Linked DNA regions of Mus musculus: all the other regions are linked to region 3. The links are chromatin loops, found by intact Hi-C in ENCODE. Cell type or tissue: heart. All regions are shown on one strand.

What was found. Hi-C counts contacts between places; a loop is a spot of excess contacts. Peaks named below come from ENCODE experiments on the same cell type or tissue, not always from the same donor. Only the 100,000 strongest peaks of a DNase experiment are listed, where the experiment ranks them.
Region 1: a loop joins it to region 3, with 7 times the contacts of the local background. A loop is called at or near these places in 9 of 42 quality-filtered maps.
Region 2: a loop joins it to region 3, with 6 times the contacts of the local background. A loop is called at or near these places in 5 of 42 quality-filtered maps.

The regions. Positions count from the first base shown.
Region 1 is chr8:106,117,646-106,125,645 of GRCm38, reverse strand. All of the region lies in intron 9 of Nfatc3 (nuclear factor of activated T cells, cytoplasmic, calcineurin dependent 3), which reads right to left. Among named protein-coding and RNA genes, the nearest start is that of 1810019D21Rik, 14 kb to the left of the region's middle. In heart, no CTCF peak of the experiment used is centred here; no DNase peak of the experiment used is centred here.
Region 2 is chr8:106,072,247-106,080,246 of GRCm38, reverse strand. It overlaps Nfatc3 (nuclear factor of activated T cells, cytoplasmic, calcineurin dependent 3), which reads right to left. Exons shown (of 10, transcript NM_010901.3): 2 at 506-1,643. Among named protein-coding and RNA genes, the nearest start is that of Nfatc3, 17 kb to the right of the region's middle. In heart, CTCF peaks have their summits at 2,609 (motif pointing right), 3,407 (motif pointing right) and 4,837 (motif pointing right); no DNase peak of the experiment used is centred here.
Region 3 is chr8:105,987,959-105,995,958 of GRCm38, reverse strand. It overlaps Dpep2 (dipeptidase 2), which reads left to right and starts at 4,186. Exons shown (of 11, transcript NM_001301204.1): 1 at 4,186-4,311; 2 at 5,049-5,363; 3 at 5,941-6,067; 4 at 6,361-6,490; 5 at 6,576-6,717; 6 at 6,938-7,007; 7 at 7,104-7,280; 8 at 7,791-7,875. The coding sequence starts at 5,095. It overlaps LOC115485637 (a small nucleolar RNA gene), which reads left to right and starts at 7,328; the gene lies at 7,328-7,458. In heart, a CTCF peak has its summit at 4,914 (motif pointing left); a DNase peak (open chromatin) is centred at 4,908; H3K4me3 peaks cover 888 bases; H3K27ac peaks cover 1,086 bases; H3K27me3 peaks cover 1,086 bases.

The DNA of each region.
Region 1 (8,000 bases), 130 kb before region 3:
TCTCTCTCTCTCTCTCTCTCTCTCTCTCTCTCTCTCTCTCTCTGCCTATACATATGTATTCAAAACTCTCTCTCCCTCGTCTCTTCTCTTTACCCCTTCTCTCCCTCCCTCCTGGGATTACAAGCAGGTGCCATCATATCCAGAAGCAACTTCAATTTTCACTTCATTTGAATGTATGTGTTCATTCACTTATTTGTATCATAGTTCATCAATTATATACGATGCTTTACATGTTTCTGCCATTTTCAGATGGTAAAAGAGATATTTAGTTCCCTACTGTACCATTTTCTTCTTTGTTTTTGGTATTTTGAGACAGGTTCTCTATGCATCCCTCCATGTCTTAGAACTCTCTCTAAGCTGGCCTGAACTCAGAGATCCTCCTGACTCTTGAATGCTAGAGCTAAAGGTGTGTACAACCATGCCCAGCTCCTTGTATTAAATTTATTGAGACGGGGTTTCACTTTGTAGACCAGGCTGGCCTTGAATTCAGATATCTACCAGCCTCTTCCTGAAAGGTGTGTGATACTATGTCTAGCCATTTTCTTCCCTTCAAAGAATGAAATGAACTAAAAGCCCAAAAAGTCAACAGTCTTTACTACCAGTACCAACAGATTATGTAGGTCATAGCATCTGGCCCAGTTTAGCAGCTCACAACTCTTAACTCCCAACACCTGAATTTGTCTGTGCCAGCACAACACAAGTAAAAAACACCAGCAGTATCTGCAGCTGCCAAAACAAAACAGTAATGACAACAAAATGTTCCTTAGGAAATGGTCAAATTAGCAGTGCTCTGAAATGTCCTCCACAGCAGAACAGGGTGTTATATAGTCATAGGCCTCCCTTTAAGGATACTTCCCATGCAAAAGAATCTAAAGTTGTATTTCACAATAACTGGTATGGTGAAAAAACAAATTAACAAACAAACAAAACCCCTCAAAATCAGATGAGGACGAACAAGGTGACCAGGGTATATCTTTGAAATACTTACAAATATACAAAAACTCAAGAGGCTTTTGGGTATGTTTTTCCCCAGTTTCTGTGTAACAGCTCTGGCTATCCTGGAACTCCCAAAGATCTGCTTGCCTCTGCCTCTGGGGTATTGGGATTAAAGGCGTGGGCCACCACCACCTGGCTTGGTTTGTTTTTTGAGACAGGGTCTCTACATATTCCTTGCTTTCTTGGAGTTAGCTATGTAGACCAAGCTAGGCTCAAATTTACAGAGACACTCTTGCCTCTACCTTCTGTCAAAATAATTTTTCCTTCCCTTTTTTGCCCAGGGTGGTGATAAGGACTGATTCAAAGGGCCTTTCTTTCATCTTTGTAATGGATTTTGGGTCCTATTTGGACTCTTATTTAATCCCAGCAGAGAAAGAGACAGGTGGATCTTTTGTGAACTTTAGTGAGTTCTAGTACAACCAGAGTTACATACTAGAGACATCCTGTATGTAACTGGATTGGCAGATGGGAGGGAGAGACTATGGGAGAAATATTTAGGCTGGACGTGGGAGGATCAGAAGGTCAAGGATAGATTGAGCTACCATTAGAATGTATCAAAAATATTTTTTGTTAACTTATTAAAGCCCGATCAATGTGCCTTCTCAAGCTAAAGACAGAAATAAATTCTAAAATATTTAGCAGGTATCGGAATTTTTTTGCTGTCTCAATATTTTTTGGCTTGGTTAATTGAGACAAAGTCTTTCTACATAGCCCTAGTTACCTTAGAACTCACAGGCTGGTCTCCAACTCACAAAAAACTACCTCCTCTGCTTCTCTTTTTAAAAAAAGATTTATTTATTTTATGTGTCTGAGTACACGGTGTAGCTGTACAGATACTTGTGAGCCATCATATGGTTGTTGGGAATTGAATTTAGGACTTCTGCTTGCTTTGGTCAACCCTGTTCACTCTGGCCCAAAGATTTACTTATTATTTAAATAAGTACACTGTAGTAGTCTTCAGATGCACCAGAAGAGGGCATCAGATTCCATTACAGGTGGTTGTGAGCCGCCATGTGATTGCTAGGAGTTGAATTCAGGACCTTCGGGAGAGCAGTCAGTGTTCTTGCTCACTGAGCCATCTCACCAGCCCCCTCTCCTCTGCTTCTCAAGTGTGGGATTAAAGGCATGCACCACCACATGCAGCATCATGCAGTCTTCATTGGTAACTGAAGTTTATTTAGCTAGTCACTTGGCAATCCAGTTTCAGAGTGCTTCTCAGCTGCCCGTGTAGCTGGTGAAGATCTCTCCACTGTACTATGACAAAAAGGGAGAATATACCTTGCTCATCACCCTCTGGCTTTACTCTTTGCCCTTTCCTCCACTCCTCTCAGTGGACTAAGATTTAGTCATCAAAGTGGTAACTGCTTTGATAAAACTTGGGAGAAAGAAAAACAAGAAATCAAAAGGAGGCTGGGCAGTGGTAGCACATGCCTTTAATCTCAGCACTTTGAAGGCAGAGGCAGGCGGATTTCTGAGTTTGAGCCCAGCCTGGTCTACAGAGTGAGTTCCAGGACAGCCAAGACTACACTGTCTCAAAAAAAAAAAAAAAAAAAAAGGAAAAGGAAAAAAGAATCTTAACTGAACGAGTAGGAGATACAAGAGAACCCTATTCTGAAGTGGGAGTGGGTGGGTTGGTAAACAGAGGGTTTTTGGAGGAGAAACCAGGAAAGGGGAGGATAACATGTGAAATGTAAATAAAGAAGATATCTAATTTTAAAAAAATTAAAAAGAGAATCCTATTCTAATTAATTCATTATAATTTGGGATCCCTATTATGCTAGTTTGATACACTATTAACAGAAATAAAGACCAAGTATTATTCCCACGCCTTTAATCCTGACACTCAGAAGGTAAAGGCAGGTGAATCTCTAAATGCAAGGCCAGTTTGGTGTACATTCCAGTACCAGACCAGGCATTTACAAGGTGAGAACACATCTTAAAACAGACACTAAGCTCAATACCATAATGGCAACACAGAATATGTAGGTTTACTTATCTTTATATTATTTTTAGGGTCTATGTAGCTCTGGCTGTCCTGGAACTTGCTATATATCAAGGAACCTGACCTTGACCTCACAGAGACCCAACAGCCTCTGCCTGGATAAGTCAGCATCTCAAGCAACAAACAAACAAATCAAACATTAGACCCCACCCCCTCCATATCTAACAAATCAATCATTAGACCCCACCCCTTCACATCTAACAAATCAAACATTAGACCCCACCCTCTATAACAAATCAAACATTAGACCACACCCCTCTATATCTGATTCTTTCATTTCACAGCTTCACATCCTTTTAAAGTTACTATCATCTGTGTTTTCTTGCATCTGTCTGTTTAGTACATGTGTGCAAACAATGCATGAACAAGTCAGAAAAGGGTGTGAGACTCCCAGGAGCTGGAGTGCAGGTTGTGGGGCTGAGAACCAAACCCAGGTTCTCTGAAAGAGCAAGTGCTCTTAACCTCTGAGCACTATATATACTAGCTATACACACATACTTTTTTTTAAGCCAATATAACTAGTGATGAACATCATTATTGACAAATTGGTGATCTACATATGGGAAGAACACGGAACGGTTAAACACTAGAACTAGAACTCACTGTAGAGACCAAGCACACCTTTAACTCACAGAGATCTACTAATGTAACTTTGCCTGCCAAGTGCTGGCTGGAGTTAAAGATACACACCAACCACTCCCAACACTAAATTATTTAAAGTTTTCTAGCTAAAATTCTGTAGTTTTCCATACTGTGCTAATTTTCTGTTAACTTGACACAAGCTAGAATTATTTGAGAGATGAGTATATTTTGTCAATTGAGAAAATGCTTCCAAAAATCAGGGTGCAGGCAAACATGTAGGGCATTTTCATAATTAGTGATTGAAGGGCCCAGTCAATCATGGGTAGAGTCACCTCTGGGCTGGTGGTACTGGATTCTATAGAGAACAGGCTGAGAAAGCCCCAGGGAACAAAGCAGCAAGCAGCACTGCTCCATGGCCTCTGCATCAGCTCCTGCCTCCAGGTTCTGTCCCTGCTTCAGTTCTTGCTGGCTCTAACTGCTTTTGATGATGAACTGTTATATGAGTGGAATAAACACTTCTGTTTCTATCACAGTTAGACAGGAATTATGTGATAGCAGAGTAGTCCTAGCTTTTAAAGAAGTCAGAAATCCAGGGTTCTAAGGTTTTGTCTGGTAATCAAGAGATCTCAAACTCCTATAATACTGGGCTGGAGAGATGGCACAGGAGTGAAGACTGTTTTTGCAAAGGTGATAGATTCCATTTTCAGTACCCACGTGGTAGTGCAAAGTCATCTGTAACTCCAATTCCAGGGGGTCCAATGCTCTCTTTTATTTTCTAAAGATACCATACACACATGATGTACATACAGCAAGATCCAAAAACAGGATTTTATAAAAAATCTTAAAATCCTGAGTATTAATCATGCCACCTAAGGCCTTTTCTAGTGAAAGTTAATAGCAACTGACATGGGCTATAACTCTAGTTCCAGAAGAAGGAGCGCACTTTTTTGGCCTTCAAGGGCACACATGGCAAACACGTGGTACATAGAAATACATGCACGCAAAATACCCATATGCATAAAAAAGAACAATCTTAAAATCAAATGGCATTTTGGTAACTGGAATCCACATATTTCTAGTTCCTTTCTCTTTTTTTCTCTTCTTTTTTTTTTTTTTTTTTTTTTTTTGGTTTTCCGAGACAGGGTTTCTCTGTATAGCTCTGGCTATCCTGGAACTCACTTTGTAGACCAGGCTGGCCTCGAACTCAGAAATCTGCCTGGCTCTGCCTCCCAAGTGCTGGGATTACAGGCGTGGGCCACCACAGCCTGGCTATGTATTTTTAATTTCTATCACATGCTTCCCCTCGCTCCAGCACTGAGAATTGAACCCAGGACTTCTCTACGTGCCAGACAAGCACTGTAATCATTTTCCTTTTTGGGTGGAATTTAGTGGCATATGCCTTTAATCTTAGTATTAGGAGATGGAGGCAGAGGCAGAAGCAGATCAAGGACAGTTTGATCTAATCTAAATTGCAAGTTCAAGGCCAGCCAGGGCTACACAGGGAGATGATCCTAGAAGAAAGAGCGGAGGAGACGACAACAAACAAAACTCAACTCTGAGACACTTCTTGAACTTGAGCTCCTCAGCAGGTAGCTAGGAGGATGGCACTACCACCATGCTCACCCACATACTCTAAGTGACTCTAAAAGAATCTGAAAAAGGAGCTGATCCAATAGTGAGGGAAGACTGTAGACAGCATTGAGGGTGAGGCCAAAGGCTTTGGTCCTATTTCACAGAACCTATGCTGTTACTATGGCTTTGGTGTTCTTCCAAGTAGAGCCACAGATGAACTACAGGAGTACAAATGTGGGTCTAAAGGGCGATCAAGGATGAATACTCTAGATTATCTCTAAATACTGGACACAATTTTCTGCTCTACTTCTATTTCATACAGTCTTGTATCTAACTTAGGAGTACTTGATCCGAACTATATAGACTTAGTACTCCAGCTACTAAACTTTATTTTTAAAAAATTGTATTCAGTGTGTGTGTGCATGTGTGTGTATGTGCGTGCTCACTCACAGCTCATGCCACAGTTGAGTTCATGGAGGTTAGTGAACAACTCGAGGAAGCCAGTTTTCTTCTTCCAGATGAGTTCTAGGGGTTAAACTCAGGCTAGGCCAGAAGTAAGTACTTTACCCACTGAATTATTTCATCAGCCCAGCAAACAAACTTACAAAGTACCCAAGCCATAAATAAGTTTTATATATACCGAGAAGTCTCCTTGGTTCTAACAAATTTATTTAAACATTCGCCTCTCAATAAAACTAGACTAAGCTCTTGAGCTGGGTGGTAGTGGTGCATGCCTCTAACCCCAACATTCGGGTGGAAGAGGCAGGTGGATTTCTGAGTTCTAGGTCAGCTTGGTGTACAGAGAATAGTTCTAGAACACCAGGGCAGGGAGAAACCCTGTCAAAACAAAACAGAAACAAACAAAAAAACTAGAACTAAAATTTGCAGATCAGGTGTAAGAGCCTAAGTATAAAAGTGAAAGTGTACCTACAAAGACAATGAAGGGGCCGGGCCTACCATGAGGATGCCTGTGCATACCCCTCCTTTGTAGCACATGCAAATCCAGCCATGGCATGCAAATACCAGACTAGTGTACAAGAACAATGATACATTTTAATCAACACTCACCCTCTAGATTCTCCAGAAAGGAACTGGACATGAGAACTCACTGTGATTGGGCCATTTCTCTGTTGAACCTGATGGCTGGTGTTCCAAGTCAGATATAAACTGGTCTGTGTCAAAGAAGACAACATCACTACTGAATGGAACAAACCAGAGGTTGTACTTAATCTACTACACTGCCCAGTATTGTTTTCTATTTTGCTTCCTGAGTAAGAGGAATTAAATTCTCCTTGACTTCCCACATTTTATTAGATAGTTTAATACTGGAATCCAGATAGTTTAGGTAATGGATGATTTTTTTGTTGTTGTTGTTCTTTTTTCCAGACAGGCTTTCTCTGTAAAGCCTTGACTGTCCTGGAATTTGGAGATCCACCTGCCTCTTGCCTCTGAGTGCTAGGATTAAAGGTGTGTGCCACCATAATATTTGCCAGGCATAATAGATGATTTTGAATTAAAAAGGTAATGTTTTTATTGGCTTTAAGAAGGTAAATTCAGTTTTAAATTATCACAGTAGATAAGAAAAGAAGTTCCTCTGACCTGTAAGAACTCTTCTGGGTCTTTATTGTACAACTTCAAACGTAAGAGTTCAACTTTTGCTGGGCAGTGGTGGCGCATGCCTTTAATCCCAGCACTTGGGAGGCAGAGGCAGCACTTGAGTTCAAGGCCAGCCTGGTCTACAGAGTGAGTTCCAGGACAGCCATGGCTACACAGAGAAACCCTGTCTTGAAAAACAAAAAAATCTTTTGAAGGACAGAATCTGTATGCAGCATCCTTAAACATTAATACTCCTATCTTAAGCAAACATAAGCTGAGCCAATTTGTAGTAATGTACTCTCACAAGGGAGTTAAAAACAAAACAAACTAAAAAACTCTGTCATGTAATTTTTTTTACTGCCCCAAGTTCTTTTTTCTTTTTAAGAGATCAATTAAAATCATACTTTCTGAGAGTGCTTGTTTAAAAAGTAAACCTCCAAAACAGACTTTAAGGTGTAGGTGAAATGTGTGACTTTGGATAAATCAACATATACATTAGAAATAAGTGTAGGAATAAGCAAAGAGGCCAGCAGACACTGAGGCCTTTTGGGATGGGGCTAAGTTGGTCATACTTCAAGATTGTGCTCTGTGGAAAGCAGCAGTCTTCCAAATAAACAAACAGCAGGCATAAGCGTGTATTGCTCTTATGGAAGACACAAATTTGAATCTCAGAATCTTATCAGGCTTGAAACTCTACCTCCAGAGACCTAATACCCTCTTCTAGGCTCCAAAGGCACCTGTACACACTCAAGTACAAATACCCACTCACACACTCACCCACACATAATTAAAAAATAAATCTTAAAAAATAAGAGTGATTTTCACTCACCTTCCCTACTTTAAAAAAAAAAAATCAAAGAGAACAGAATAACTCCTAACTCTTTGCAAGGCATTATCCAGTATCAAAATCAGACAGAGGCTCTAAGAGGACTGGGAGTATGACTCTGTGGTAGATAATTGCCTAGCATACACAAAGCCTTTGGATCCATTTACAGAGCTACAACACAAAACAAATCATAAGAAAACTACAGAATCTCTAATCTAAGCTGCATGAGATTCTGTCTCAAAAAAAAAAGAAAAGAAAAAGAAAAAAGAAAAAAAAAGGTTAATATGGGGCTAGAGAGACAGCTTCTGCAGTAAAGAGCAGTTGTTACTCTTGCAGAGGAACATCTGTAAACTCTAAGTTGAAGGAGTCTGAAACCCTCTTCTGATCTCCACCAGCAACAACAGGAAACAATTCAGCACAGCTTTC
Region 2 (8,000 bases), 84 kb before region 3:
ATTTACTTTTATTTTATTTTTTTAGCGTCTTTTTGTTTTGTTTTTAAGATTTATTTATTGATTTTATGTATATGAGTACACTGTCGCTGTCTTTAGACACATCAGAAGAGGGCATCAGATCGCATTAGAGATGGTTGTAAGCCACCATGTGGTTGCTGGGAATTGAACTCGGGACCTCTGGAAGAGCAGTCAGTGCTCTTAATTGCTGAGCCATCTCTCCAGCCCCTATCTATTTACTTTTAAAACGTAACTTTAGTCAATTTAAAAACACTTTTAAAGACTTAAAGAAAAATAAAAAAGTACTTCTAAGTTATTTGACCAATAGAATTTATTTTTAAAAAAATGAAAAACAAGGAAGAGAGGGGAGAGAGAAGGAAGGAGAGACTAGAAAAGAAATGAAAGGGAGAAAGGAAGGGAGAGGAAAAGAGGTCAGATAATGTAGTTATACAATGCAAATGACCTGGAAGCATGAAAAAGTGATCAGCAGCCATTTCTACCAACTCACCGAAATATAGGGGTGTGGCCAGGCTTTGGTTTGCTCCAGGTAAAGGGTGAAGGAACTGAAAGAAATTGGTCACCAGATGAATCTTTCTTTAAAGGATACTGAGATCCAAGGCCATCATCTACTGATGTCTCCCGGGAAGGGGATAAGTTCCCTTGATCATCTGAACAGATCTCTAATTTTCCTGGTAGTATGGCAGCTTGATCTTCAGAAGTCTTCCTTGTTTTCAAAGGGATGTCAGTCTCTACACAGTACTGAAATGGAAACGGTGCAGGGCTGAGGCCTGATCCAGTGTGGACAGGAGCAGTGAGCCAGGTATCTTCTGTTACACTTCCTCTAGGAGAGTGACCAGGGGATGGAACAGGCGAGTGATGGGGTGAAAGGGAACCAGCATAACATACTTCAGCACTGGAGTGCCGTCGTTTACCACAGGGAGAAGTGGGCCTTGATGAGGGTCCTGAGGCTGGTCTGGGGCTCAGCCAATTCTCATCAGTGATACTAGATCTAGGAGAGTGGCAAGGAGATTGCCTAGGTGACAAGGAGTGTCCAGATCCATACTGTTGATGCCAGGACTCTTCTCCAGGGCAACCTCCTGGAGAGCCACCTGGAGAAGTCAGAGGTGAACCAAGAGTGAATCGTGCAGCAGCTTCATTCAACTCTGAGTCCACATCATCATAAATGTGGGAGAGAGATTCACAAGAAGATGCATCTGAGAACCAGCTCCTAGAAGAAATGCTGCTGGCAGGACTAGGACTGAGGGAAGATTCCCGGTAGGATGGCTCAAGTGGAAGATAGAGATGATCTCTAGAAGGCCTTTCCAAATATTCCCTTTCTGGGTCATTTATATGTAGGTCATCTTCATGAGCATCTGTTCCTTGATGACAGTTAGGAGAAATGGATGTGATTTGAATACTTGGGCACTCAAAGGGTTTAGGACCACCTAATGGACTATATTTAGATTCAGAAATATCACCAGTTCCTTCATAATTTTTGTAACCTTGGAGCTGAAATGATGGTGACAAAACAGAAGAGTGAGACTGCAGCAGTCCATGATGTGGTAAGCCAAGGGATGAGTTTAAAGTAGATGGAGGTGGATCTACATTAAAGATGTAAATGGATGCACAATCATCTGGTTCAAGATCTATGAAAAAAAAAGAAAAGAAAAAAATCACAACCAAAAAGGTCAATAAAAGAAGAAATTAGAAAATTCAAGTGTATAAATTATTAGATGAAACAGTAGAAACAATCCTGAGGAAAAACATTTGGACATCAAAATGCATGTCATTAGCTTCACAAAAGAGCTGGGCACAGTGATTCTTGTCTGTTAAATGTTAACAACACGCAGGCAGAAGGATTACTAAGAGTTCAATGCCTACATAGTGAGTTTTAAGCCAGCTTTCACTATTTGGTCAAACCATAGCTCAACAACAACAAAGGTTGACTTTTTAAAAATACATTTATTCATTTTTTGCAGATATGAATATATGTTACATAAGGAAATATGTAATTATGCGACCTTCTTTTTCTTTACTTCTACATTTCCAAAAATTATAATCTGAGAATAATGAATGTTTTTTATAGAAGGTATATTTCTGTGTACTCTCTTGCATACACACAAAAATTAAAACCATCTTAGAACTATAAGATAATTGGACTAGCAAGATAGCTTAGTGAATAAAGGTCCTTACAGCCAACCAAAAGGTCTGAGTTCAACCTCTGGGACCCACATGATAGGAGAGAGCCAACTCCTGCACACTGTTGTATGACTCCTATCTGAGCACAGTGGCATGTGCACACTCACATACACACCCTACACCCCCCCCACACACACACAGTGGCATGTGCACACCCTACACCCCCCCCAACAGTAGCATGTGCACCTCCACCCCACAATGGCATGTGCACACTCACACACACACCCTATACCACCCCACACACATAGTAGCATGTGCACACACACCCACATCCCCCCCCTAAAACCTGAATTTAATTAAAGTCTTTAGAGATTTTATTATTTTAATTTTGTGTGTGTCTGCCTGCATTTATATTAACACACCACATGTGTGCAGTTCCCTTGGAAGCCAGAAGGTGGCATAACGTCCCCTAGAACTGGAGTTACAGAAGGCTGTAAGTCACTTTGTGGATGCTAGGAACAGAACCTAGACCCTCTGCAAGAACAGCAGGTGCTTTCAACACAGACTCATCTCTCCAGCCCTAAGGATTTTTTTTTAAGGATAGAAATTGTACTGTATTTGACAATTGCAGTTTAAGACTGAGTGAAGCAGAGCCTTTGAAAAGCGCCTTGGGAGCCAGGTGATGTTGGTGCATACCTATAATCCCAGCACTCAGGAGGTAGGGGCAGGTGAATCTCTATGAGCTTGAGACCAGCCTTGTCTACAGAGTGAGTACAGCCAAGACTACAGACAGGGCTACACAGAGTAACCATATCTCAAAAATACAAGAGTGGGGAGGGAGGAAGGTGGAAATGAGGGAGAGACAGGCGAGACAGAGACACCTTTGGGCTGGGAGGAGATGATGGATAGTTCATACTAGAATTTAGGAGGCAGAAAGATTGACAGTTCTAAACCAGACCAGGTCAGGCTGTGAGTTTGAAGCCCATCTGGGACACACAATGATATTCTGTCTCAAAACCAAACAACTAAAGATGGGATTTTATTAATTTCTGGTAGAGGTATGCTTTGTTGTTATTTGTACTGCCCCACCATTAACATTGACCTGGCCTCTTATTCACATTATTTACTCTCTGTAGGTATTTTCCTTGTAGTAAAATTCAAGATTTCTCTTTTCTTTTAGGAAGGGTATATAATTAACACAGACATCTTCTTCCTCAGTAGTCGTATCATCAAGAATTCACGTCTGCACACAGCAGATCAGGTTACAAAGCCACTAGATGGGGCTGGAGAGGTGGTTCATTAGTAGAGAGCACTGGCTGTTCTTTCCAGGGCCTGGGTTTGATTTGACTCCCAGCACCCATAAAGAAGCTCACAAGTGTCTGAAACTCCAGTCCCAGTGATCCAATGTCCTCTTCCGAGGGCACAAGACATGTATATGGTACACAGACATAATCAGGCAAAACATCGAACACATCAAATTAATTAAAACAAAAAGCGACCAGACACCACTAGATTCTTTACCTAAATAAAAAATAGCTGACTGAGGATATTAAATTATAGTTGATCATTAATCTTCACAAATTTAGACTATTCAATTTACTCCCTCGCTAGGCCTGGTGGCATGCATCTTCTGTTATCCCAGCACTCTAGCTTGTGCTGTGGAATTGAGACTTTAAGGATAGCTTTGGCTACAAAGAAAAACTCTGTCTCAAAATAAATTAAATTAAAATGGATAAAATTAAATAAAACCCACCCCTTGTTTTTTTATATTTAAGCAAGTCCTGCCAGCAACAACTATACTAGCAACTACTATATTCTTTATCATTATACAATCCAATTTTTTTAAAAAACAAATTTTTACTTAAGAATGTACTTTAAAAATCTTGTTTTGAATAAAAATCACCTATGAAAGTTTTTTTTTTGTTTGTTTGTTTGTTTGGTTGGTTTTTCGAGACAGGGTTTCTCTGTATAGCCCTGGCTGTCCTCGAACTCAGAAATCTTCCTGCCTCTACCGCCCGAGTGCTGGGATTAAAGGTGTGCACCACCACGCCCAGCTGAAAGTCTTTATAGTTTCATTCTAATGTAATTATTTTATCAATGTTATTCCAGCAGTTGATTAATGCTGAAATTTGTAACTTCCTCCCAGCAAACTGTAGATAAAAACAAGTAAATACACAAATGGTGTCTTGAGGCTGATAGAAACAGTTCATTGGGTAATAGTGCTTTCTGTACTGGGATGAGAACTTGAATTCAAACCCCTGTGACCCATAAATGAGGGTGGGCATGGCTCCAAGTGTCTGTGACCTTGGCACCGAGGGCTAAGAGGCAGTCAGGTCTCAGGGGTTCCCGGGAGGTGAGTCAGCCTAGCTGAAATGGTGAGCTCCTGGTTCAACGAGAGGCCCTGTGTCAAAACCATAGAACAGTCACAGAGAAACACCTGACCTCCTCCTCTACCCTCCTCATGCACGGGAGCATGAGTGTACCCACACAATGTCTTAAAGTAATACAAAGACATGAACACACACACACACAAAATAGTTTCATCTTTTTCCCCACGTGTCCAGAAGTCCTAACTCTGAGACGATGGCACTCACTCCAACCACACTTTAACAGTCATTGAGATTTTCAACCGTAGACTTCATGATGCTCCAGAACCATTTTGACTAATTTAATTTTTGTAAATGTTCTATCAGCCACCAGAGGGCCCTAGGAAAGCAGACAGTAATCTAGAGAATACAGAGAGCATGTTCACGTCTTTACGAACAGTAAACCAGGGTCTGGCAGAATACAGCCTGTGAGCCCAATCTGTCCTACCACCTGGTTTTTTGTTTTTAAATGACAGCCTACAAGTTAAGAATGGTTTTTAAAAGAAAATTTTATGGATATAATGTGATTCAAATTCTGTGTCTATAAATAAAATTTTATTGGAACTTGGCCACACTCAATTATGTGCTGTCCATGGTCATGTTCCCACAAAGATAGAGAAGAGCAACTGTGAAAAAACACTTTAAGTTCTGCCGCATTGCTGCTCGGGACACAGTAATACAGTTTTGTTGTTTTGTGTTTTTCAGGACTGAACCTAAGGTGTTACAAATACTGGGCAAACAAACATAGTACATCAAGTTCTATATGAAGTCCTCCAACACCTTTTGTTTTTAAAGACAGAGAAATAGGGGAGGGAGTGTCTCACTATGTATCTGTGATTGGTTGGCAAACTGCCATGTACACAAAGCTCGCCTACAACTCTATGTATACCTGCCTTGTGTTGAACTACAGTGATTCTCCTGTCTCTGCCTCATGACTAACAACAGTAATCCCAGGATGTGGATGGCTGAGGCAGGAGAACTACTGAAAGAGTTTGTCAGAGCAAGACTTTGTCTCAAAAACAGAGATGAGAGGGGGGTAAAAAGAGACCCTGTCTCAAAACCAAAATAAGAGCAACAACAATAATCAACTAATCAATCAATTAATAATCAAGCAAGATGGACATAGTAGCACAAGGTCATAATACCAGCACTGGGAAGTTGAGGCAAAAGGTTAAGAATTCTAGATCACCCTTGACTATATACACCTGGCTCCTCAATCCAGCCCTGCTTTCAATTCTTTAGCAAAGCACAGTGACTCATAACTGAAATTCAAGTACTCAATAGACTAAGCAGGAGGACTGGCACAAATTCAAGGCCAGCCTGAGCTACATGGTGAGTTCCAGATCAGTCTGGACTACTATCTCAAAAAGCAAATGCAATGAAAAGAATGACTATGGACTAAGCAATTCTTCTCAATTATGTATTCATGAGAATAAAAATATGTCTATATAAAAACTTAGACACATATGTTTATAATAGCATTATTTGAAATGGCCAAAGGGTTAAAAAAATCAGATAATTCTCAATAGATTAATGGATAACCTAGTAAGGAAGAATAAATAAAACTTATTGTGGTGCTACACAACTGCAATCAACCTACTTAGCAGGCTGAAGCAACACAGTAAACAAGAATCTCTCATTAAGAAAGGAAAGGTGGGGCTGGAGAGATGGCTCAGCGGTTAGGAGCTCTGACTGCTCTTCCGAAGGTCTTGAGTTCAAGTCCCAGCAACCACATGGTGGCTCACAACCAAGCATAATGAGATCTGACTCCTCCTTCTGGAGTATCTGAAGACAACTACAGTGTACTTAGTTATTTTATAATAAATAAATAAATCTTTTTTAGAAAAGAAAAGGAAGGAAGGAAGGAAGGAAGGAAGGAAGGAAGGAAGGAAGGAAAGAAAGGCTACAGCCTGAAAACATTCTAAGTGAAAGACATAGACACAAAGTCACACACCATTATATTATGCCCTTTATAGTACATATGTAGAATAAGCAAATCCAGAATTAGAAAGAAGTGAAGGCTAAACTAAAAAACTAGCTGGATTCAGAGCTTTTTGAATGAGTAACTAACCCTGCTCCTGAATTTCCACACCTACCACTCTTTTTCTTTAGGCAGTAAATGAAATCTTCTGACAAGGAGAAAGAAGGAAGGCTGAGAACCTGGGCAACCATACTGAAAACAGGATGATGAAACCAAGCCATTCTAAAACGTGTATATTGAAACCCTAAGTGCTCTTCTACTCCCTTGGCTCACAGCATACACACTTACACTCTAGGCAATAGACTGGCAGACTTTTCACTTGGGACTCTAATTAGCCAAAGGAAAACGAACTACAGATAATGACCTCAAAGGCAACCTAGTAAGAACCCCTACAAGGAGGCTGCATTAGCAAACATCACTGTGATCACCAAACAATATATCTCGGTGCTTCGTTTTAAGTGATAAGCAGGTAACAACAATCACCAAACAACTGAGAGAAAAGCTTCAAAACTTAAAACAGTCAAAAGCCAGACGTAATGGCACATGCCTCTAATCCCAGCTATCCCAAGGCTGAGGCAGAGGATCTCAAATTTAAGATATAGTATGCTTCAAGCCAGCCTAACCAGCAGAGGAAAACCATGACTCAAAAACAAAAAAAGGAAAAACAAACATACAAGCAGACATTCATTTAAGATTAAACAACAACCAGGTGTGGCAACAGAAGCCTGTAACAATAGAACTAAAGAAGCAGAGGCAAAAGACAGTGGGAGATTGATTCTGTCTCAAGGGTAAAATAGACCACCCAATATCTTCCCCTAGCTTCTGGGCTTGTGCATGCACAAATATATACATACATACATACATACATACATACATACATACATACATACATACAAATAAATAAATAAGAAAAATTGCTGAAAATTACATTACAACTTGAATGCAAACATATTGCAATAAAAAGTAACAAAAAGTAAAGTAATATAGTCCCATCGTTTCATATTAAGCAAAGACAATTCAAATAAGGCATTCAGCCAGGTTTGGTGGCATACACCTGTAATTCCAGAACTCTGGAGGCAAAGCCAAAAGGATCACAGCAAGTTCAACACATGGACTATATAACAAGCTGTAGGTCAGCCAGGGCATACAGATTGAAACCCTGCCTCAAAAAACAAAAAAAACAAAAACAAAAACCAAGCTGGGCATAAAGGCATATACCTTTAATCCCAGCACTCCGAAAGCAGAGGTGGGTGGGTCTCTGAGTTTGAGCCCAAGCTGGTCTAAGGAATAAGTTCCAGGATAGCCAGGACCACACAGAGAAAGCCTGTCTTGGAAGAAAAAAAAAAAAAAAAAATTAAAAACAGGCAGGGCTAGGGTGATAACTGAATGATCAGGAAAAAAAAAAAAAAAAAAAAACACTAGAGTTACAGAGGTTTCAAGCCATTATGTGGGTGCTAGGAACCAAACCTGGGTCCTCTTCAGGGGCAACAAGTACTCTTAAAATGCTGAACCATCTC
Region 3 (8,000 bases):
CTTGGTCCTCTAGAGGCGTCTTGGGAAGCAGAAAGGGGCGGTCTGCTCTGAGTTGAGCTGAGTTGAGGAGACAAGTGCAGAGAGAAGATACAGAGGGACCAAACCGGAGCTGTCTCTCTGAGTATGCTCTGCTCTGAATCATGCCAGCAGCCACCAGCACAAGCCAGGAGTGGCTGGACTTCCTAAACCTGGAAGAAATGAGCAGTAGTTAATAAAGGAGATTCCTGCCTAGTATCTTAGGAGACAGAATCAAGAGCCCCGGGGCGACGCGCTAGCTGGAGCTGGAACACTGTGGACCAAGTCCAGCAAACCCATCTCCAACCCCATACCCAAGGCCTCCATGTTCCTTTAACTTCAGCTCATTCTGGCACTGGGGACCTGGGGGGAGGTCCCTTCTGCCCAACAGAATGAGTTTATGTAACAATCTTTGACTTGAGCCAAAGATCAAGTCAAGCCTTCCTGTTCCCCTAAAGTAAATTCCTTTACAGAGAAACTCTGAAGTTTCTAGAGTCGTGTTCCTATAGGGAATCCTTGAGCGCACCTTGGAATCCTACTGTTGAGAATGAGAGATTTAAACACCCATACCAGCTTAACAAAAGCTTTTAAGGTGAAGGCCTGGAGATACAGTTTTAAGAGCTTCTTATAGTCCAGGCATAGTGGCACATACTTTTAATTTCAGTACTTGAGAGGCAGAAGCAGATAGGTCTCTGTGAGCTCCAGGATAGCCAGGGATATATAGTTAAACTCGGTCTCAAAACAAAAACCCCCTTCCTGTAACTGACCACATTGGTTCATGCCTATAGGTAGCCCTAGCTAGTCAGGTTGCTGACAAAGGAGGATTGTTTAAGCTACAAGTTAAGGACAGGATGGTTAATACAAAACTTACACACTTCCAAATAAACAAGTAAATAAAAGCTTTCCCAATAAGCCAGTTTATAGGAGAAACAAGGAACTGAGGAACACATCAGACACCATAGAACATCACCAGTAAACTCAAAACCATGGAAAATGCCAAGGACCAAACTAATAATTTTTTTTCAACAAGTCAATTGCAAAGAATCAATTCTTTTCAGAGCTGCAAACTAAACCAGGACCGTGTTCATCATCATACATCATTTTCATATTGAAATCCAAATAGTTATAGAAAGGGGGCGGTTGTGAGGATCTGAACATGACAGTTTAGGACAATCTGGTATAGTGGCACACACCTGTAATCTCAGCACTTGGGAGACTGAGGCAAGATAAATGAAATGGGTTTGAGAGTTGCCTGTGCTGTAGAGTAACTTCTATGCCAGCCTGAGCTGCAGAGTGAGACTCTGTCTCAAAAAAGAAAAAAAAATTTTTTTTTAGGAAGGTCAGGTAAAGGCACCTGCCACCAAGCCTGAGTTTAATCCCCAGCTCACACGTGGTAGAGAAGAGAACTAATGCCCACAAGGTGTCCTCTGACCTCCATGTTCTTCCCATAGCACATGTATAGCCACATGTGCATACACATATACAGACACACACATACAAGAAATAACACCAGAAAATGGACTATGAGCTTTTAAAGATGCCTTTATAGTGATTTGCTTTTAAAAGCCCTGACTTTCTAAGAAAAAAATTTACATATAAATGGAATGTGTGTCTATGAGTTCTTTACCTTTTTTATTTCCTCTTATCCCTGTAGCTATTGCTCAAGCTTTGCACACTCTAGGTAAGCCCTCTACTACTGAACTAGATCCCAGCCTTGTGATTTGCTTCAAAATAGGGCCAGGGCTGGAGAGATGACTCAGAGGTCAGTAGCACTTGTTGCTCTTCAATAAGACCAGAATTAGGCTGGGCAGTGATGGCACACACCTTTAATCCCAGCACTTGGGAGGCAGAGGCAGGCGGATTTCTGAGTTTGAGGCCAGCCTGGTCTACAGAGTGAATTCCAGGACAACCAGGGCTACACAGAGAAACCAAAAAAAAAAAAAAAAAAAGAAAGAAAGAAAAAAAAGAAAAGAAAAGAAAAAAGAAAAGAAGACCAGTGTTAGATTCTCAGCACCCACATGGTGACTCACAACCATCTATAACTCCAGTCTCTGGGGATCCGATTCCCTCTGCTGACCTCTGAGAGCACCAGGCATTCATGTGGTAGACACAAGCATGCAACTAAAACTCATACACATAAAATAATTAAAAAATTAGCCAGGTGTGGTGGCGCACGCCTTTAATCCCAGCACTCAGGAGGCAGAGGCAGGTGGATTTCTGAGTTTGAGGCCGGCCTGGTCTACAGAGTGAGTTCCAGAACAGCCAGGGCTATACAGAAAAACCCTGTCTCAAAAAAATAAAATAAAATTAAAAATTAAAAAAAAAACCATAAGAAACAAAATGCTCAGCAGCTCAGCAGGTGAAGGTGCTTGCTGCCAGCTTTGGCATTCTGAGCTTGGTCTCTGAGACATGCATGATGAGAGCAGAGACCCAAGCCCTTCCAGTTCTCTGACCTCCACACCTGTAGACACACAAAGAAATAAGTAAATAGATGTTGTAATCTGTTGCAGTGGCGGGAGAATTAGCTCTATTGGTAAGGACGTATGAGCGTGTGGGCCTGAGTGTGGATCCCTGGTACACAGGCAAAGAGTCAGGCACAGCAGCCTCTCACCCTGAACTGGGGAGGGGGGGAGGGGGGGGAGAGGGTGGAATCTCTGGGCTTGCTGGCCAGTCAGGGTCGCTGAAGTGATGAGCTTCAGGTTCAGTGAAACCCTGCCTCAAAAAAGATAGGGAACAATGAAGAAGATACTTTTAAGTCATCACCTCTCTCTCTCCCTTCCTCTCTTCAAGATTTTATTCTATTTATGTGTATAGATATTTTGTCTGGGAATCAAACCCGGGTGCTCTGGAGGAGCAGCCAGTGTCTTCAGCACTAAGCTCTCTCTCTCTCTCTCTCCAAGCCGTATTCTTTATACCCTTCAACTTCCTGGGGCTTATTAAGAACAGAACAAGCGGGGTGCTCGGCCCGCACCTCACTCTCTTATTCCTTTGTCCTCTTACCTCTCCTCTCACTTTTCTCTTTCTCTTTCTCTTCTTTCCTCTCTTCTCTCTCTCTTTCTCTCTCTCTCTTTTCTTCCTTTCTACCTTCTCTCTTTCTCCTGCATTTCTATAATAAAGCTCTAAAACCAAAAAAAAAAAAAAAAAAAAAAAAAAAAAAAAAAAAAACAAAACAAGTGTGATATTTACCCTCAAACCCACAATGGTGACAGGGAGACCGGAAAACCTGAGAGTTTCTCTTCCCCTTTGTCAACTTGGCCCGCACGAAAGTGGCAGTGGGGGAGGGGAGGGAAAGGAGCCAGGTCTGAAGCCAGCAAAGAACACCTTGGTGTGAAGCACAGCCCCAAAGGAATACGCGGTCTAGAGTGGGCCTACCAATGAAACCTACTTACTAGCTATAGCAGGCAAGGACTTACTTACTAGCTATAGCAGGCAAGGACTTACTTACTAGCTATAGCAGGCAAGGACTTGGCTACTTTTAGCATAGCACTACTACAGGCAGCGCACACTAATGTACAGTCCCGAAAACACAAATACATCGTCCTGGGTAGTCCAAATTTTCTGCCTCCTTATCGAAGAGTTTGCTCATTTCCTTCTTAAATTCAAAATATATTTATTCATTTGAGACAGGGCTCGCTCTGTAACTCTATCTGGCCTACTCATTATGTAGACCAGGCTAGCCTTGAACTCACAGAGATACACTTGCTTATGTCTTTCAAGTTCTGGGACAAATGTTATCATGTCCAGACTCCATTTCCTTTTTGAAAGAGGGTTTCTTGACATCTCCAAGTCCCCATGCCTCCTGAGGAAGGTTGCAAAAACTGGATCCTCTCCAGTGGGGGCCAGGGGTCAGAACAGAAAAGGTTTTTTTAATGGAGTATAAGCATAGACCCTGAAACTGCCTTAAGGGATGGGACTTCTACAAAAACATACATGGCCAGTGTGTGTGTGTGTGTGTGTGTGTGTGTGTGTGTTTGTGTGTAGTATGGGGGGGGGGAAATGTGTACATGTATGGTATGTGTTTGTGTGTGTGTTATATGTGTGGTGTCTGTGTTATATGTGTGTGTGTGGTGTCTGTGTTCTGTGTGTGCATGCATGAAGCCAGGGCTGATCCTGGAGAAAGCAGAGAGGGTAAGGGCTCAGGCTGGAAACAGGGTGGGGCTTGTAAGGACAGGAACTAAGTCCTTGAGGTTTCTGGGAGAGCTCTGGCCTCAAGAGCCTCAGACACCAGGCGTGGAGCCGCTGGACACAAGTAGCAGGTCTGAGGGCTTATCCATCTGCCCTGGCTTCCACACTGAGGTAGGAGGTCAGCCTGCAGCCCCAGGAGGAAGGTGCTGGGATGGGGGGCTCTGCTGCCCTGGAAGGTATTCCATGTCCTTCCATCTCTCTAGCTGACAGACTTTTGTTCCTGTGCTACTAAGTATTTCCCTGAAGCACTCAGGTGCTTACTCTCTTCTTACCTCACATGATCAATAGGAGAGTCCTGGGTGGGCACAGCATCTGCTGAGGAGGGAGACCAGTCCTCACCTTGAATAGGGCTGGGGCATGCAGGTGTGTGTTCCTAATAGTTCCCAGTTGCTGGCTGGAGTCTTCAGAGGATGGTAGATAAGGTGGAGAGGTCAGTGTGTCTCGGTACTTGTGTCCCTTGAAGAAGTCAGGGAAGGCTGCAGGTAGTCAGGGACAAGATGTGGTCTGCAAAGAGCTAGAGGCCCTTTCACTGTGAAAGAAACACCACGGGTCTACTTTCTTGGAGAACAGTCCCTAGTCGCAGCTAGGAATCACCTGGGTTGGTCCCTTGGGAACAGTAAACAGGGGGGACATTGGACAAAAGAAACCTAGACAGAAGCAGGCCACGGAAGTGCACTTCAAGACGGGGATAGTAGGTCTGTAGCTCCCCCTGGCGGATGTCATGCACCTCTTTCCCGTACAGCGGCTGTTTGGAATCTGGTGACCTCAAACCTCTTCTCACCAGACCTGGTCTGTGCGTGGCTTAAATTGAGGCTCAGGATTATATCACTGCCTTCTGTCCTTCTCAGGCTTTCGCGACCCTCATCCGTGCCGGCTTGCTCCGCCCTGAGCAAGATGTCGCTCACGGGCCTCAAGGGTCATTGGGTGCTTGGCCATGGGCTTTCAGTGTTCCTGTTGGTGCTGCTGCTGTTAGGGCCTTCACAGCCTCTAATATGGACCCAGACAAAACCAGGCTTCTCTGGTGCTTCCACTACATCAAGCATCCCCAGAGCACTCACCAAGCCCGACATTTCCAGCATTCCAACCACTCCTGGCAACCCCAATTTCCCAGACCTGCGAGATCGCGCAAGAGCTCTGATGCAGGAGTTCCCGCTTATAGATGGGTGTGTAAGGATGGCTTGGGGGCGGCCAGAATGAAACGGGGTTGAACATACACCTGGGGTGCAGAGGGTTCGGAGCCTGCTGTACTAATAAAGGTCCTCTCCTACTACCCACCCCTAGATGCTGTCTCCTATCAGCAGTGGGTGACCTCTTTCTATCACTTCTCTAGTGAGGAGTCCCAGCCCAGCCCAGGTTTTGGGGGATCTCAGTATGGTCTAGGTAACGATGGTAAGGATGGGAGAAGCTGTCAGAAATACGTTCTGCTAGACTTGGAAACCAAAGGGGCACAGTGTGTGTGTGTGTCCAGATTATTACAGAGCTCATTAGAAGTAGCCTAGACTGGGCTGGTGAGATGGCTCAGTGGGTAAGAGCACCTGACTGCTCTTCCGAAGGTCTGAAGTTCAAATCCCAGCAACCACATGGTGGCTCACACCCATCCGTAATGAAAAAGTAGCCTAGACTAGACTGTCCTGAAACTTTAAATGATCCTCTTGCCTTAGCCTTCTGACTGCTAGGATCACAGGCAGAAGTACTCAGCCAATTTTGTTTGACCTAACCTCTTTTTTGACTCTTCTACAGCCACAATGACATGCCTCTTGTCCTGAGACAATTTTACCAGAATGGACTACAAGATGCTAACCTGAGAAACTTCACCCATGGCCAGACCAGCCTGGATAGGCTTAAAGATGGCTTGGTGGGAGCCCAGGTACACACACACACACACACACACACACACACACACACACACACACACACAGAGAGAGAGCTGCTGAGGAAGGTTGAAGAAATTGGTGCCCCAGAAATGACAATTTAGTCAGATGGGAACTCAGTTACCATAGTGACAAAGAAATTAAAAAAAAAAAAAAAAAAAAAGCCCTAATATAAGCCTGTGGCTAGATGGGTCAGATTCATTACATGTGGCCTTTAAACCCACAAGTCTGTCCATTGTAAGGCCAAGGTAGCTCTCCTATACAAACCAACCCCTGGCTTTGCCTCCAGTTCTGGTCTGCTTACGTACCATGCCAGACGCAGGACCGGGATGCCCTGCGTCTCACTCTGGAGCAGATAGACCTCATTCGCAGAATATGTGCCTCTTATTCTGAGCTGGAACTTGTGACCTCAGTTAAAGTTAAGTGGATTTATTCAGGGTATTGGGGGAATGGATGAAGCTACTGTATAGCTCCTGAAAATAATCACCTGACCTACGCCTACAGCTCTGAACAGCACCCAGAAATTGGCTTGCCTCATTGGTGTGGAAGGTGGCCATTCACTAGACAACAGCCTCGCTGTGCTTCGAAGTTTCTACCTGCTGGGGGTGCGCTACCTGACGCTCACACACACCTGCAACACACCCTGGTAAGCACAGAGACCTCCAAAGCGGGAATCTGCCCTTGTGGACAAAGACCAAGGTTTGCCCTCGTAGATTCCCGAGACTCGCACACAGGGCTTTGATAAGAGCCAGACTGGGATTCCTCCTTTTGCCAACCTGGGTCTGTGAACCAGCTCTGTGGGATTGCAGGGGTAGTGTTTGGAGGGGTGTGACCATCAGTTAGTTTGCCCCATGCTTGTCCTTCAGGGCAGAGACCTCATCCAAGGGTGTCCACGCATTCTACAGCAGTGTCACTGGACTGACCAGCTTTGGTGAGGTAAGAACTCCGCACAAACACACACCCCCTTTCCTGAAAGGTAAATGTGTGCATACGTGTAGCCCCGACACCCTCCTCCTTAACCTGTCCCTGCAGAAGGTGGTGGCAGAAATGAATCGCTTAGGTATGATGGTTGATCTGTCCCACGTCTCGGATGCTGCAGCCAGGCGGGCCTTGGAAGTATCCCAAGCCCCTGTGATTTTCTCCCACTCCGCTGCCAGGGCTGTGTGCCCAAATGCTCGGAATCTTCCTGATGACCTCCTGCAGCTTCTGGTGAGAGATTTCCTAGCCCTGGAACCTAACTTAAGACCTGAACCCCCATCTTCTCATTGAACCCCTTTCTGTCAACCAGTGATAGATTATGGATTCGCACGAGAAGAAGAGAATTCACAGAACTGGCACTTATCTTCTGTTTTTGCAGAAGTATATTTGGCTGTTGTGTGAGGCATTCTGAAGAAAAAAAAAAAAAAGAAAAAGAAAGACTTGAATCCCCGTCCCTTCATCCCCTTAACCCTCAGAGCGAGCATTCTCTGCCCCACAAAACCATAAACCATGGCCTCTCAATTCTTGAACCTGGGGTAGGGAGATTGTTGAAGATGAAATTCTTACATCTCTCCAATCCAGGGCAAGACGTTACCTAAATCAAGGTCAAGCTTCCCTCATTGACACAAAGCCAGGGAGGGAAAATCTCCTTCAGGCTCCAAAGCTTTCTCACAAGGGTTATAGGTAGGCACATAATTGTGCTGGGATCCAAGCTGAGTGTCCCTTTGACCATTCCTGCAGAAGAAGAACGGTGGCATCGTGATGGTGACCTTCTCCGTAGGAGTGTTACCGTGCAACCCTTTAGCCAATGTATCCACTGTGGCAGGTGAGGCCCCTTCCCTGAAACCTACCTCTCTCTATATCCTTTTAATCCTTTTTTTTTTCTTTCTGGTTTTTCTTCCCCTCAAAGACTATTTTATTGGAATTTGAGAGAATAATAAACGAAGTTCC